Regions from separate parts of the Homo sapiens genome. Here region 1 is linked to region 2. Evidence: chromatin contacts called from ENCODE Hi-C or POLR2A ChIA-PET data. All regions are on one chromosome and are shown on one strand. Each heading gives the region's core, a stretch centred on a gene start or an enhancer-like site at or near the end of the contact. The rest is flanking DNA. Distances are from core to core; before and after follow the strand shown.

Region 1 (7,031 bases), core at 282-2,781, 440 kb before region 2:
CTTTGAAACATTAACATGGAACCCAAACCCTCTTAAAAGGCAGCCGTTTGACTTTATGAAAATGAAACATCTCCCTAATGTCAGCTTCATTAAAAGATGTAAGAAAAGAACATCAATGTTTGCTGATAGAAGAATATAATTGTTGGCCAGGCGTGGTGGCTCACGCCTGTAATCCCAGCACTTTGGGAGGCCAAGGCGGGAGGATCACCTGAGGTTGGGAGTTCAAGGCCAGCCTGGCCAGCATGGTGAAACCCTGTCTGTACTGAAAATACAAAATTAGCTGGGCGCAGTGGCAGGAGCCTGTAATCCCAGCTACTCGGGAAGCTGAGGTAGAGAATCTCTTGAACCTGGAGGCAGAGGTTGTGGTGAGCCAGGATCATGCCATTGCACTCCAGCCTGGACAATAGAGCGAGACTCTGTATCAAAAAAAAAGAGAGAGAATATAATTGTCTTTAAGGGTAACTGGCTGGTTATTGCAGATAATTATCTGCAAATAATGGAAGGCAGGTGATAAGGAGGAAGGAGGCCATGCACACGGAGCTGGCACAGGTGAGCAGAGCCGTTGGCCCAAGTGGGGTTGGGTTGGGGCTGGGAACAGCATAAGGCAAGGGCCGCACTGCCAGACTCCTCCACAACCACCCTTCCCAGAGTTTTTGCATGCACAGAGCAGTAGGGTTGCAGAAAGAATTTGGAGGGCTTGCCTTGGGTTGCCAGCATTTTGTTTGGCCAATGAGAGACCCCAAGACACAGAAGCTGCTATGTACCAGTCCCGTTGGTTCAGAAAAGAAAGATCATTTTTACTTTTATTTTTTAGACAGAGTCTCACTCTGTCACCCAGGCTGGAGTGCAATGGTGCAATCTTGGCTCACTGCAAGCTCTGCCTCCCGGGTTCAAGCAATTCTTCTGCCTCAGCCTCCCGAGTAGCTGGGATTACAGGCACCCGCCACTAGGCCTGGCTAATTTTTTTTGTATTTTTCGTAGAGACGGGGCTTCACCATGTTGGCCAGGCTGGTCTCGAACGCCCAACCTCAGGTGATCCACCCACCTTGGCCTCCCAAAGTGCTGGGATTACAGGCGTGAGCCACTGCGCCCGGCCAAAGAAAGATCTTTTTAGAACACCCTTCTCCCTCCCCAAACCAAAGGAAAAAAAAAAATAAGGACATGATTTCAGAATAAAGGATTATCTTTAGATGGAATAAATTTGGCTTAGCAAAAAACTCAATACATTAATGTTTCGTTGCAAATCGGTAAAATCGCAATCACAGGCTCCCCTTGTCTCCAAACTAGCATTTGGAAGCCAGTGTTCCCAGGGAGCTTGGAGCCTGCCAGTTGCCACAGCTTTTAGGATGACAAGGAAGCAGATTGCCTGGGTTTAAAATTCCGTTGCTGGCGTCTTCTGGAACCAGCCGCTCCATCCTTTCCCCCACCACCCCCGCCCCGTTTTCCTTGTGTGACAGAGTGGAGGAGTAGACGATTGGGTCGAAACCAAATTGGTCAAAAGGACAAACTGGTCAAGAGCGACTATTTCCGCCGCAGCCTTGGCTGTTCCACAAGCCGGTTCTGCCAAGGACTCGTCATCCCCAGGCGGAGTGCCACCTACATGCCAGGTGGGAGGCGGCGTTGCGGAGGAGCCGCTGAGGGTGAAACGAAGGAGTCCGGGCCAGTTCTTAGCCTTTTTCAGGATCTGATGAAAAGGCCGTGCTGGCCTGCACCTGTGGGCCCAGCTACTCAGGAGGCTGAGGCAGGAGGTTCGCTTGAGCCCAGGAGTTTGAGACCAGCCTGGGCAACAGAGGAAGACCCTGTCCCAAAAATATAAATTAATTTATTTATTAATTAAAAGAAAAAAAAAAAGGCCAGGCGCGGTGGCTCATGCCTGTAATCCCAGCACTTTAGGAGGTCGAGGCGGGTGGATCACCTGAGGTCAGGAGTTTGAGACCAGCCTGGCCAACATGGTGAAAGCCTGCCTCTACTAAAAATACAAAAATTAGCCAAGCGTGGTGATGGGCGCCTGTAATCCCAGCTACTTGGGAGGCTGAGGCAGGAGAATCAGTTGAACCCGGGAGGTGGAGGCTGCAGTGAGCCGAGATGGTGCCATTGTACTCCAGCCTGGGCAACAGAGTGAGACTCCATCTGCTTTTGGCTGGGCGCAGTGGCTCACGCCTGTAATCTCAGCATTTTGGGAGGCCGAGGGGCGGATCACGAGGTCAGGAGATCGAGACCATCCTGGCTAACATGGTGAAACCCCGTCTCTACTAAAAACACAAAAAATTAGCTGGGTGTGGTAGTGGGCGCCTGTAGTCCCAGCTACTCAGGAGGCTGAGGCAGGAGACTCACTTGGACCCAGGAGGTGGAGGTTGCAGTGAGCCGAGATCGTGGCACTGCACTCCAGCCTGGGCAACAGAGCAAGACTGTGTCTCAAAAAAAAAAGAAAAAGAAAAGAAAAAGAAAAAGAAAGCTCTCTCTGGCCGGGCGCGGTGGCTCACAGCTGTAATCCCAGCACTTTGGGAGGCCGAGGCAGGTGGATCACGAGGTCAGGAGATGAGACCATCCTGGCTAACACGGTGAAACCCCGTCTCTACTAAAAATACAAAAAAATTAGCCAGGTGTGGTGGCGGGCGCCTGTAGTCCCAGCTACTCGGGAGGCTGAGTCAGGAGAATGGTGTGAACCCAGGAGGCAGAGCTTGCAGTGAGCCGAGATCCGGCCACTGCACACCAGCCTGGGCGACAGAGTGAAACTACCTCTCAAAAAAAAAAAACAGAAAGAGAAAGAAAGCTCTCTCTGGAAACCTGCACATTCCAGGGGCCCTGCATTGAATTCCAGGAGGTTTGTGAACACCTCCTTCATCTCCCCAAACTTGTTAGGGGGACTCTGGCCAATAATCCTGCATCTGGACAAACACTTCTCATTTTCCACTTCTCAGTTCAATGATATAATGACATTTAAAATCCTAAAATTTCATTCATAAATATCCAAGAAAAAAAGAAAAGGACTATTCCTTCCTTGTCCCTGTTGGAAGCTTTATTTTTTTCCTTATCAAAGTTGTTTGAATATGTGGAAACTTTACCCAAATAGGTAAAATTAATATCACTAACTGAAAAATATATATATATATATATATATATATATATATATATATATATATATATATATATTTGGAGCAGAGGTTTAATAGGCAAAAGAAAGAGAAAGGAGAAAGGTAAACAGCTCTCTCTCTAGTGAGAGAGAAGGAACTTCTGAGATGAAAAGGCCCAGTTTTTTTTTTTTTTTTGATGGAGACTTACTCTGTCGCCCAGGCTGGAGTGCAGTGGCTCGATCTCGGCTCACTGCAAGCTCTGCCTCCAGGGTTCAAGCCATTCTCCTGCCTCAGCCTCCCGATGAGCTGGGACTACAGGCGCCCGCCATCACGCCTGGCTCTAATTTTTGTATTTTTAGTAGAGACGGGGTTTCACCGTGTTAGCCAGGATGGTCTCCATCTCTTGACCTCGTGATCTGCCCGCCTCAGCCTCCCAACATGCTAGGATTACAGGCCTGAGCCACCGCACCCGGCCCAAAATATATTTTTTTTATGGTGAATTAACAGGGAGTTACGCAAAATATTACCATTGAGGGAAACTGGGTGAAAGGGCTCCAGGACCTCCCTGCTGCTTTCTTTTTTTCAGTTTCCTGTGAACCTGTAAGTATTTCCAAATAAAAAGAAAAAAACTAAGACACATTGTAAAATGTTGTAGTATCACCTAGGATAAATTGATATATGAATTAGTGGTTGCCCGTTCAGTTTTTAAGCCAATTTGCTATTAGACCATTTAAAATTGGAAACAAAATATTAAAATCCATGAAAATATTCCAAATAAGAAAAGTAGACATATTTGATTGAAATTAACATGAAAATTTTGAGACAATTTTTCAAATGAGCAAAAACAGTGAAAAGAAAATATAAATTCCAAGGACAGTCCCGGGATTCACAAAAGCTCTTGAGAAGAGGCCTAAAACTGTCACCAGACCCAGCTAATTTTTTTTTTTTTTTTTTTTTGAGACAGGGTCTAACTCAGTCACTCAGGCTGGAGTACAGCGGCACAATCACAGTTCACTGCACCCTTGAACCCCTGGGCTCAAGTGATTCTCCCACCTCAGCCTCCTGGGTACCTGGGACCACAGGCACATGCCACCGTGCCTGGCTAATTTATTTTTTATTTTATTTTATTATTATTATTTTTTTGAGACAGAGTTTCGCTTTTTGTTGACCAGGCTGGAATGCAATGACACGATCTTGGCTCACCGCAACCTCTGCCTCCCAGGTTCAAGCGATTCTCCTGCCTCAGCCTCCCGAGTAGCTGGGATGACAGGCATGCGCCACCACACCCGGCTGATTTTTTTTTATTTTTATTTTTATTTTTAGTAGAGACAGGGTTTCTCCATGTTGATCAGGCTGGTCTCGAACTCCTGACCTCACGTGATCCACCTGCCTCAGCCTCCCAAAGTGCTGGGATTACAGGCGTGAGCCATTGTGCCCAGCCTATTTTCTTTTTTTTTTTTGTAGCTGGACCGTCTATGTTGTTCAGGCTGGTCACAAACTTATGGACTCAAGTGATCCCCCTGCCTCAGCCTCCTAAAGTACTTGAATTACAGGCGTGAGCCACCGCACCCAGCCCTGTGTGTTGTTTTGTTTTGTTTTGTTTTGTTTTTGTAGCTGGGCCATCTATGTTGCTCAGGCTGGTCACAAACTTATGGGTTCAAGTGATCTTCCTGCCTCAGCTTCCTAAAGTACTTGAATTACAGGAGTGAGCCACCATGCCCAGCCTGCCCAGCTAATTAAAACAATTTTTTTTGTAGAGCCAGGCATGGTGGCTCTACAGCCAGTTAGGCTGCCCAGGCTGGTCTTAAACTCCTGGGCTTAAAACCAAGGCCAACATGGGAGGCTAAGGCAGGAGAATCACTTGAACCCAGGAGGCAGAGGTTGCAGTGAGCCAATATCATACCACTGCACTCCAGCCTGGGCAACACGGCGAGACTCCGTCTAAAAAAAAAAAAAAAAGGCCGGGCGCAGTGGCTCACGCCTGTAATCCCAGCACTTCAGGAGGCTGAGGCAGGCAGATCACGAGGTCAGGAGATCGAGACCATCCTGGCTAACATGGTGAAACCCTGTCTCTACTAAAAATACAAAAAATTAGCCGGGCGTGATGGCAGGCGCCTGTAGTTCCAGCTACTCGGGAGGCTGAGGCTGGAGAATTGCTCGAATCCGGGATTGCGCCATTGCACTCCAGCCTGGGCAACACAGAGAGACTCAGTCTCAAAAAAAAAAAAAAAGAAAAAGAAAAAAAGAAAAAAACAAATTGGCCAGTCGCGGTGGCTCATGCCTGTAATCCCAGCACTTTGGGAGGCTGAGGTGGGCAGATCACCTGAGGTCAGGAGTTCAAGATCAGCCTGGCCAACGTGGTGAAACCCCGTCTCTACCAAAAATGCGAAAAAAATTAGCCAGGCGTTGTGGCATGTGCCTGTAATCCCAGCTACTCTGGAGGCTGAGGCAGGAGAATCGCTTGAACCCAGGAGGCAGAGGTTGCAGTGAGCTGAGATCACGCCATTGCACTCCAGCCTGGGCAACAAGAGCAAGACTCTGTCTCAAAAAAAAAAAAATTTTTTTTTTGTAGAAATGGGTCTCGCTATGTTACCCAGGCTGTTCTTGAACTCCTGGTCTAAAGTGTCCTTCCTCCTTGGCCTCCCAAAGCATTGGGATTACAGGTGTCAGCCACCACACCCAGCCCAGAATGTACCTATTTTTTATTTATTTTTATTTTTAGTTTTTTTTTGAGACAGAGTTTCACTCTGTCGCCGAGGCTGGAGTGCAGTGGCGCGATCTTGGCTCACTGCAACCTCCACCCTCCGGGTTCAAACGATTCTCCTTCCTCAGCCTCCTGAGTAGCTGGGACTACAGGCGCCTGCCACTGCGCCCAGCTAATTTTTTGTATTTTTAGTAGAGAGGGGGTTTCACCATCTTGGCCTGGCTGGTCTTGAACTCCTGACCACGTGATCCACCCGCCTCAGCCTCCCAACGTGCTGGGATTACAGGCATGAACCACCACACCCAGCCATTTTTTGTATTTTTTGTAGAGACGGAGTCTTGCTATGTTGTCCAGGCTGGTCTTGAGCTCCTGACTCCAAGAGATCCTCCTGCCTTGGCCTCTCAAAGTGCTGGGATTCCAGGCGTCCACTATCTTCCTTTACTTTGTGGAAGGAATTCCCTGTGGCAGCCTCGTGGTACCCTGTAGGAAGAAGGATGATGGGGCCAGGTCTTCTTTCTCTGCCCAGACTACAGGAGTCGGTCACACTGAACATGGGGTCTTTTCAGAAATGAGGATTCAGCTACACCTGTCAAGAAACTGGGGCCACCACCTTGGCCAGTTTGGGAGTTTTCTGTTTGTTTGTTTTTTGAGACGGAGTCTCGCTCTGTCGCCCAGGCTGGAGTGCAGTGGCGCGATCTCAGCTCACTGCAGCCTCTGCCTCCTGGGTTCACGCCATTCCCCTGCCTCAGCCTCCCGAGTAGCTGGGACTACAGGCGCCCGCCACCACGCCCGGCTAATTTTTTGTATTTTTAGTAGAGATGGGGTTTCACCGTGTTAGCCAGGATGGTCTCGATCTCCTGACCTTGTGATCCGCCCGCCTCGGCCTCCCAAAGTGCTGGGATTACAGGCGTGAGCCACCGCGCCCGGCCCAGTTTGGGAGTTTTCTGCCACTGCCCCCTTTTCGTGGTGGGAAGGAAGACAGATGGGAGGGAGCTCTTGGCAGCTCCCTCAGTGACCGGGTGGGCAATCCCAGTCACCTAGTTTGGGATGAGGGGTCAGGACAGCAGAAAGATCTAGGAAAGTCAGGAAGACGGACCTTCTGACTTTCTCTCCAAGGCTTTTTGCACATCAGCTCTTCTGAGCTTGAAGTTCCTGGGAATGAAAAGGAAGATTCCCCCAGACTGGTCCCATCTTAGCCTTAAGGCGCGCAGGATGGGCTCTCCGCCACTTGGATTTCTTCCTCTTGGGCAAAA
Region 2 (6,865 bases), core at 4,251-6,750:
AGGCTGGTCTCAAACTTCTGGGCTCAAGTGATCTTCCCACCTTGGCCTCCCAAACTGTTGGGACTATAGATGTGAGCCACTGCACCTGACCTAGAGTTTTTTTGTTTGTTTTTTAGTAGAGACGGGGTTTCACTATGTTACCCAGGATAGTCTCAATCTCCTGACCTCGTGACCCACCCGCCTCGGCCTCCCAAAGTGCTGGGATTACAGGCGTGAGCCACCGCGCCCAGCCAAGTTTTTTATACTAATAAAAAAGATTGTATTCTTTGTTCACACCTCCCTTTTTGTAATTAAAAGGTGTCATGCAATTATACCATTCTGCATCTTGCTGTTGGCGAGCTTTCCATTATTCATTCCTAGAGAGCATCCTCATTCTTTTTCAGAGTTGCATGATATTCTGCTAGAGATGTACCATATTTACTTCACCTGTCCCCTATTGATGGGCATGTGGATGACTTCCAGTCTTTTGCTGTTATAACTAAATAATCACGCAGTTATATCTGTAGGACGGATTCTCAGAAGAGGGGTTACTGGATCAGAGGTTATTTGCAGCATTAGTGGAGAGGGCCATATTGCGTCTATACGGGTTGCAGCATCTTGCCTACCTACCAGCAATATATGAATGGATTCAGCAGCTCCCCACGTCCCTTCCATCTGTGTCTTCCTGGCGTCTCCTCTACTCTAAATTGGGTCTCTTGGAATGGTGAAATCAGTGTGTAAGGGTTGGGGGCAGGGACCCTATATCTTAGAATGGTGGAATCGGGGTGTAAGCGTTGGGGAAGGGACCCCATATCTTAGAATGGTGGAATCGGGGTGTAAGCGTTGGGGAAGGGACCCCATATCTTAGAATGGTGGAATCGGGGTGTAAGGGTTGGGGGAAGGGACCCCATATCTTAGAATGGTGGAATCGGGGTGTAAGGGTTGGGGAAGGGACCCCATATCTTAGAATGGTGGAATCGGGGTGTAAGGGTTGGGGGAAGGGACCCCATATCTTAGAATGGTGGAATCGGGGTGTAAGGGTTGGGGGCAGGGGCCCCATATCTTAGAATGGTGGAATCGGGGTGTAAGGGTTGGGGGAAGGGACCCCATATCTTAGAATGGTGGAATCGGGGTGTAAGGGTTGGGGGCAGGGGCCCCATATCTTAGAATGGTGGAATCGGGGTGTAAGGGTTGGGGGAAGGGGCCCCATATCTTAGAATGGTGGAATCGGGGTGTAAGAGTTGGGGGAAGGGACCCCATATCTTAGAATGGTGGAATCGGGGTGTAAGGGTTGGGGCAGGGGCCCCATATCTTAGAATGGTGGAATCGGGGTGTAAGAGTTGGGGGAAGGGACCCCATATCTTAGAATGGTGGAATCGGGGTGTAAGGGTTGGGGAAGGGACCCCATATCTTAGAATGGTGGAATCGGGGTGTAAGGGTTGGGGGAAGGGACCCCATATCTTAGAATGGTAGAATCGGGGTGTAAGAGTTGGGGGAAGGGACCCCATATCTTAGAATGGTGGAATCGGGGTGTAAGGGTTGGGGAAGGGACCCCATATCTTAGAATGGTGGAATCGGGGTGTAAGAGTTGGGGGAAGGGACCCCATATCTTAGAATGGTGGAATCGGGGTGTAAGGGTTGGGGAAGGGACCCCATATCTTAGAATGGTGGAATCGGGGTGTAAGGGTTGGGGGAAGGGACCCCATATCTTAGAATGGTGGAATCGGGGTGTAAGGGTTGGGGGAAGGGACCCCATATCTTAGAATGGTGGAATCGGGGTGTAAGGGTTGGGGAAGGGACCCCATATCTTAGAATGGTGGAATCGGGGTGTAAGGGTTGGGGGAAGGGACCCCATATCTTAGAATGGTAGAATCGGGGTGTAAGAGTTGGGGGAAGGGACCCCATATCTTAGAATGGTGGAATCGGGGTGTAAGGGTTGGGGAAGGGACCCCATATCTTAGAATGGTGGAATCGGGGTGTAAGAGTTGGGGGAAGGGACCCCATATCTTAGAATGGTGGAATCGGGGTGTAAGGGTTGGGGGAAGGGACCCCATATCTTAGAATGGTGGAATCGGGGTGTAAGGGTTGGGGAAGGGACCCCATATCTTAGAATGGTGGAATCGGGGTGTAAGAGTTGGGGGAAGGGACCCCATATCTTAGAATGGTGGAATCGGGGTGTAAGGGTTGGGGCAGGGGCCCCATATCTTAGAATGGTGGAATCGGGGTGTAAGAGTTGGGGGAAGGGACCCCATATCTTAGAATGGTGGAATCGGGGTGTAAGGGTTGGGGGAAGGGACCCCATATCTTAGAATGGTGGAATCGGGGTGTAAGGGTTGGGGGCAGGGGCCCCATATCTTAAAATGGTGGAATCGGGGTGTAAGGGTTGGGGGAAGGGACCCCATATCTTAAAATGGTGGAATCGGGGTGTAAGGGTTGGGGGAAGGGACCCCATATCTTAAAATGGTGGAATCGGGGTGTAAGGGTTGGGGGAAGGGACCCCATATCTTAAAATGGTGGAATCGGGGTGTAAGGATTGGGGAAGGGACCCCATATCTTAAAATGGTGGAATCGGGGTGTAAGGGTTGGGGGAAGGGACCCCATATCTTAAAATGGTGGAATCGGGGTGTAAGGATTGGGGAAGGGACCCCATATCTTAAAATGGTGGAATCGGGGTGTAAGGGTTGGGGGAAGGGACCCCATATCTTAAAATGGTGGAATCGGGGTGTAAGGATTGGGGAAGGGACCCCATATCTTAAAATGGTGGAATCGGGGTGTAAGGATTGGGGAAGGGATCCCATATCTTAGAATGGTGGAATCGGGGTGTAAGGGTTGGGGGAAGGGACCCCATATCTTAGAATGGTGGAATTGGGGTGTAAGGGTTAGGGAAGGGACCCCATATCTTAGAATGGTGGAATTGGGGTGTAAGGGTTGGGGTGCCCATAGGATTCCATCAGCATCTGTGGTCTCCAGCCGTGTGTAGCATTTGTTAGGCTGCAGAACTTGATGGCTTTGAGGTCACATCGGGGCTGGTGAAGGGAGCCCCAGGGCTAGTCTGGGTCTGTAGTTCCTGGCCTTTCCCTGGGAAGATGGCTCCAGACCTTTGTAGGGGTGTCCAACAGTGTGCTGGAGTTAAATGCAGTTATGCTCCTGCCCACTCAGAGTTGCAGTTCCTTGAGCCTTGCTGTCAGCAGGATGGGATGGGCTGACAGGGTAGAGAATGTACCTGGGCTCAGCTGGCCCAGACTCCAAAGGCCACCAGAAAACCAGGGTGACAAATGCCCATCATTCAACGAGTGGATAAAGAAACTGATAAATACATACAGTGGAATACTACTCAGCCATAAAAAGGAATACATTCATGGCATTCGCAGCAACCTGGATGGGATTGGAGACTATTATTCTTTTTATTTTATTTTCTTGAGATGGAGTTTTTGCTCTTGTCACCCAGGCTGGAGTGCAATGGCGCGATCTCAACTCACTGCAACCTTTGCTTCCCAGGTTCAAGCAATTCTTCTGCCTCAACCTCCCAAGTAGCTGGGACTACAGGTGCCCACCACGACACCCGGCTAATTTTTGTATTTTTAGCAGAGACGGAGTTTCACCATATTGGCCAGGCTGATCTCGAACTCCTGACCTCAGGTGATCCGCCCACCTCGCCTCCCAAAGTGCTGGGATTACAGGTGTGAGCCACCATGCCCAGCCACTAAAGTCATGTTTCTCTCTTCTCCATTTTGATTCATTTGCCCAAACCTTTCCATGCCAACCAGTGTTGGTTTTTATTAATTAGTCCACATTTTTTCTCATATGAAATAAGCCAAATAATGTCAGGGTCATCACCTTGTGGTGGTGCACCCAGGGTGGCCGTAGCTGGTGCTGGGACCCACTGGATCAGGGGTCCTGAAGCCTTCACAGGTGGGAGCCCAGGGCCCAGACAGCTCAGTCAGCAGGCAGGTAGGTTCAGCTAACCTGGTGCTTTAGCCCTGCAAGTATCTCCTGCCACCACCCTCCACCCTGGGAGGTGGGGTCACAGTGGGGACCTGGGGAAGGAAGGAGTAAGGGGAGTAAGGCCCTGGAGTTCTGCTTGGTGCTCTGGGCCTCCAGTCAGAACGGGGGATAAGCTTGGGCCGTCATGTGGACTCTCCCTGGGGAAGGGTCCTTCACCGTCCCGTGTCTGTGAGACACGTCCCCGGGGAAGGAGGACACTGTTGCTGCCGGCTTTGCAGGCAGTTCTGAGTGTGGTATTCACTAGATGCGGGATGGCATGTGTTTATGTCTCCATGTATGTTTCAATTAGTGACAATGCCTGGGTTTCTGCTCGACTCAGAAGTCTCAGAGCCAGGCTCAGTGGCTCAAGCCTGTAATGCCGGCGCTTTGGAAGGCTGAGGTGGAAGGATCACTTGAGCCAGGCATTGGAGACCAGCCTAGGCAACATAGTGAGACCTCAGTCTCTACAAAAAATTTTTAAAAATTAGCCAAGCTTAGTGACCCAAGCCTGTAGTCCCAGCTGCTTGAGAGGCTGAGGTGGGAGGATGGCTTGAACCCAGGAGGCTGAGACTGCAGTGAGCTGTGGTTGCACCGTTGCACGCCAGACCAGGCAATAGAGTGAGACCCGGTCTCAAAAAAAACGGCTTCTTAATCTTTTTTGGGTCAGAAGCTGAGAACCACAGACCTACTATCCAGGAAAAAAAGCACTCTCCTAATCATTCTAGAGCACCTCAACAATTTGCATTCAAATTGCTCCCAATATCAGGGAGGGGCTCTTTTTTGTTGTTGTTGTTGTTTTTTTTTTTTTTTTTTTTTGAGACAAAGTCTCGCTGTGTTCCCCCAGGCTGGAGTGCAGTGGCGCCATCTCGGCTCACTGCAACCTCTGCCTCCCAGGTTCAAGTGATTCTCCTACCTCAGCCTCCCAGGTAGCTGGGACTTCAGGTGCCCCCTACCACGCCCAGCTAATTTTTTGTATTTTTAGTAGAGATGGGATTTCACCGTGTTAGCCAGGATGGTCTCAATCTCCTGACCTCATGATCCGCCTGCCTCGGCCTCCCAAAGTGCTGGGATTACAGGCGTGAGCCACGGCGCCCAGACCCAGGGAGGGAGTTTTTGGAGCCCCAGAAGCCCATTCACAAAGTCCTCTCGGGGCCATAGTTCTCAAGTAGTGGTGTCACTATTATTATTTTGTCTGCACACTGCACGCGATAACATATTCATCACACGTGCACACTCTCGGTGGGGAACACCTTGTGGGCATGGCATAGGACAAGTGCAGTGTGAACAGTTACTGGCCGGGAGCCCACAGAGCTGAGTCAGTAATGCCTGGCCTAATGGCCTAACTGGTCTTAGCTTGGAAAGTCGATGCATGAGAGGGATTTCTCCTTCCCCAGACACTGCCTGGCACCTTGCCTGGGTTGCACAGAAGGAAATTAGGGACCGTGGGGTAAAGGGGGGACTGAGCGTGATGCCTGGCTTCTCTCAGTATTCCTTAGTTGCAGTAATTGCTTAGGAATGCCTCCTCTCACCCGAGAGAACCCCATGGCTGTGCTCAGAGGCTGGCCGGGAAGGTAGGCGAGGCCACCCCGATGGGAGTGCTGGGGCCGGCCACTCCCCAGTCCCCACGGCCTGGCTGCTTTTGCGGTCGCCTAGGGAAGGTGGGGAAGCGAATGACTCATTATCCCGGCAATTAATCACACCACTGAGGCATGTGATCCGTGCAGGACATGTGCCACCTGCTGCCCCTCTGTCCTGTTCAGTGCTGCTTCTCTCCCCACTCTGAATGGGAAGTGCAACCCCAGGAAATGATCACCCCCTTTCCACAGGCACGGAATTGTAGCTGCAGCAGCCCAGGACCAAGAGACTGGGACAAAAGGGTCATTCGCCTGTATATCCCAGGGCCACACAAGACCTCCAGGGACCAGGGGGAATGATCATGGAGAGGAGCATGTGGACGCTTAAGCCAAAGATTTCCCCATGTGGGCCGGGCGCGGTGCCTCACGCCTGTAATCCCAGCACTTTGAGAGGCCGAGGCGGGCGGATCACTTGAGGTCAGGAGTTCGAGACCAGCCTGGCCAACGTGGCGAAACCCCGTCTCTACTAAAATACAAAAATTAGCTGGGCATGGTGGTGTGTGCCTGTAGTCTCAGCTACTCGGGAGGCTGAGGCGGGAGAATCACCTGAACCACAGAGGTCAGCTCTCAGCTGCTGTGAGCTGAGATTCCACGATTGCACTCCAGCCTGGGCATCAGAGTGGGTCCCTGTCTCAAAAATAAAAATAAAAAAACCTTGACAGACCTCAATTTCCCTGTCTCCACCCACTTCTGGGGCAGCCTTGGATCGTCTCTCCAGTGCACCCTCTTCCTGTCCCTGTCGGGGAGAGGTCCTGCTGAAAGCCAGCTCTTAGAGGCTAGCTGTAGAACTGTATCTGAACCAACAGGGTGAGGAGTCAGGAACTGACCTAGACCCAGCACCTCCTGAGAGCCAGACCCCGCATGGGTGATTTCACATCCTCCGTCTCATGTGACATCTCACACTAGCCCTCTTCCCATTTCACAGAGGATACAACTGAGTCTCAGAGCAAGTGACCGTGCCAAGCTCAGACTTTGTTCTGTCTGACTGTCTCCAGCACAGCTCACTGTTTCCAGTCCGTGTGAAAAAACCACCTCCTTCTCCCCTCAGTGTCCCTGCCCCCAACCAGACACACCTGGACGTGGCAAAAGGGGCTCGGGCCGAGGCTTGGAGCCCTGGGTCCTCATCCTGGTGGCTCTGCCATGTTGTGACTGTGATCGAGTTTCTTCCCCTCTTTGGGCCTTTCCCTCCTCACCTGTAAAACTGTTAGTTTGGCCCAATCATGTAGAAGCTTCTCCGCCCCACACACATACACACTCCTGTCTTTAGA

Evidence for each region. A loop is a pair of places that touch in the nucleus more often than their neighbours do. ChIA-PET counts read pairs that join two places held with the same protein, here RNA polymerase II (POLR2A).
Region 1: a map of thyroid gland shows a loop between it and region 2 (2.9-fold over the local background). The contact joins two enhancer-like sites. A Hi-C loop is called at or near these places in 1 of 168 maps with a recorded cell type or tissue (thyroid gland). POLR2A ChIA-PET finds 5 or more read pairs at or near these places in 3 of 52 experiments (AG04450, HEK293 and OCI-LY7).

What each region holds. Positions count from the first base shown.
Region 1 is chr17:1,919,685-1,926,715 of GRCh38, forward strand. No RefSeq gene overlaps it. Among named protein-coding and RNA genes, the nearest start is that of RPA1, 93 kb to the left of the region's middle. RefSeq lists a silencer at 2,429-2,611. Within about 2 kb of position 1,532, at least 3 of the 41 ENCODE cell types and tissues checked have a DNase peak (open chromatin) inside an H3K27ac peak, as active enhancers do.
Region 2 is chr17:2,354,116-2,360,980 of GRCh38, forward strand. All of the region lies in intron 2 of SGSM2 (small G protein signaling modulator 2), which reads left to right. Among named protein-coding and RNA genes, the nearest start is that of SGSM2, 20 kb to the left of the region's middle. Within about 2 kb of position 5,501, at least 8 of the 41 ENCODE cell types and tissues checked have a DNase peak (open chromatin) inside an H3K27ac peak, as active enhancers do.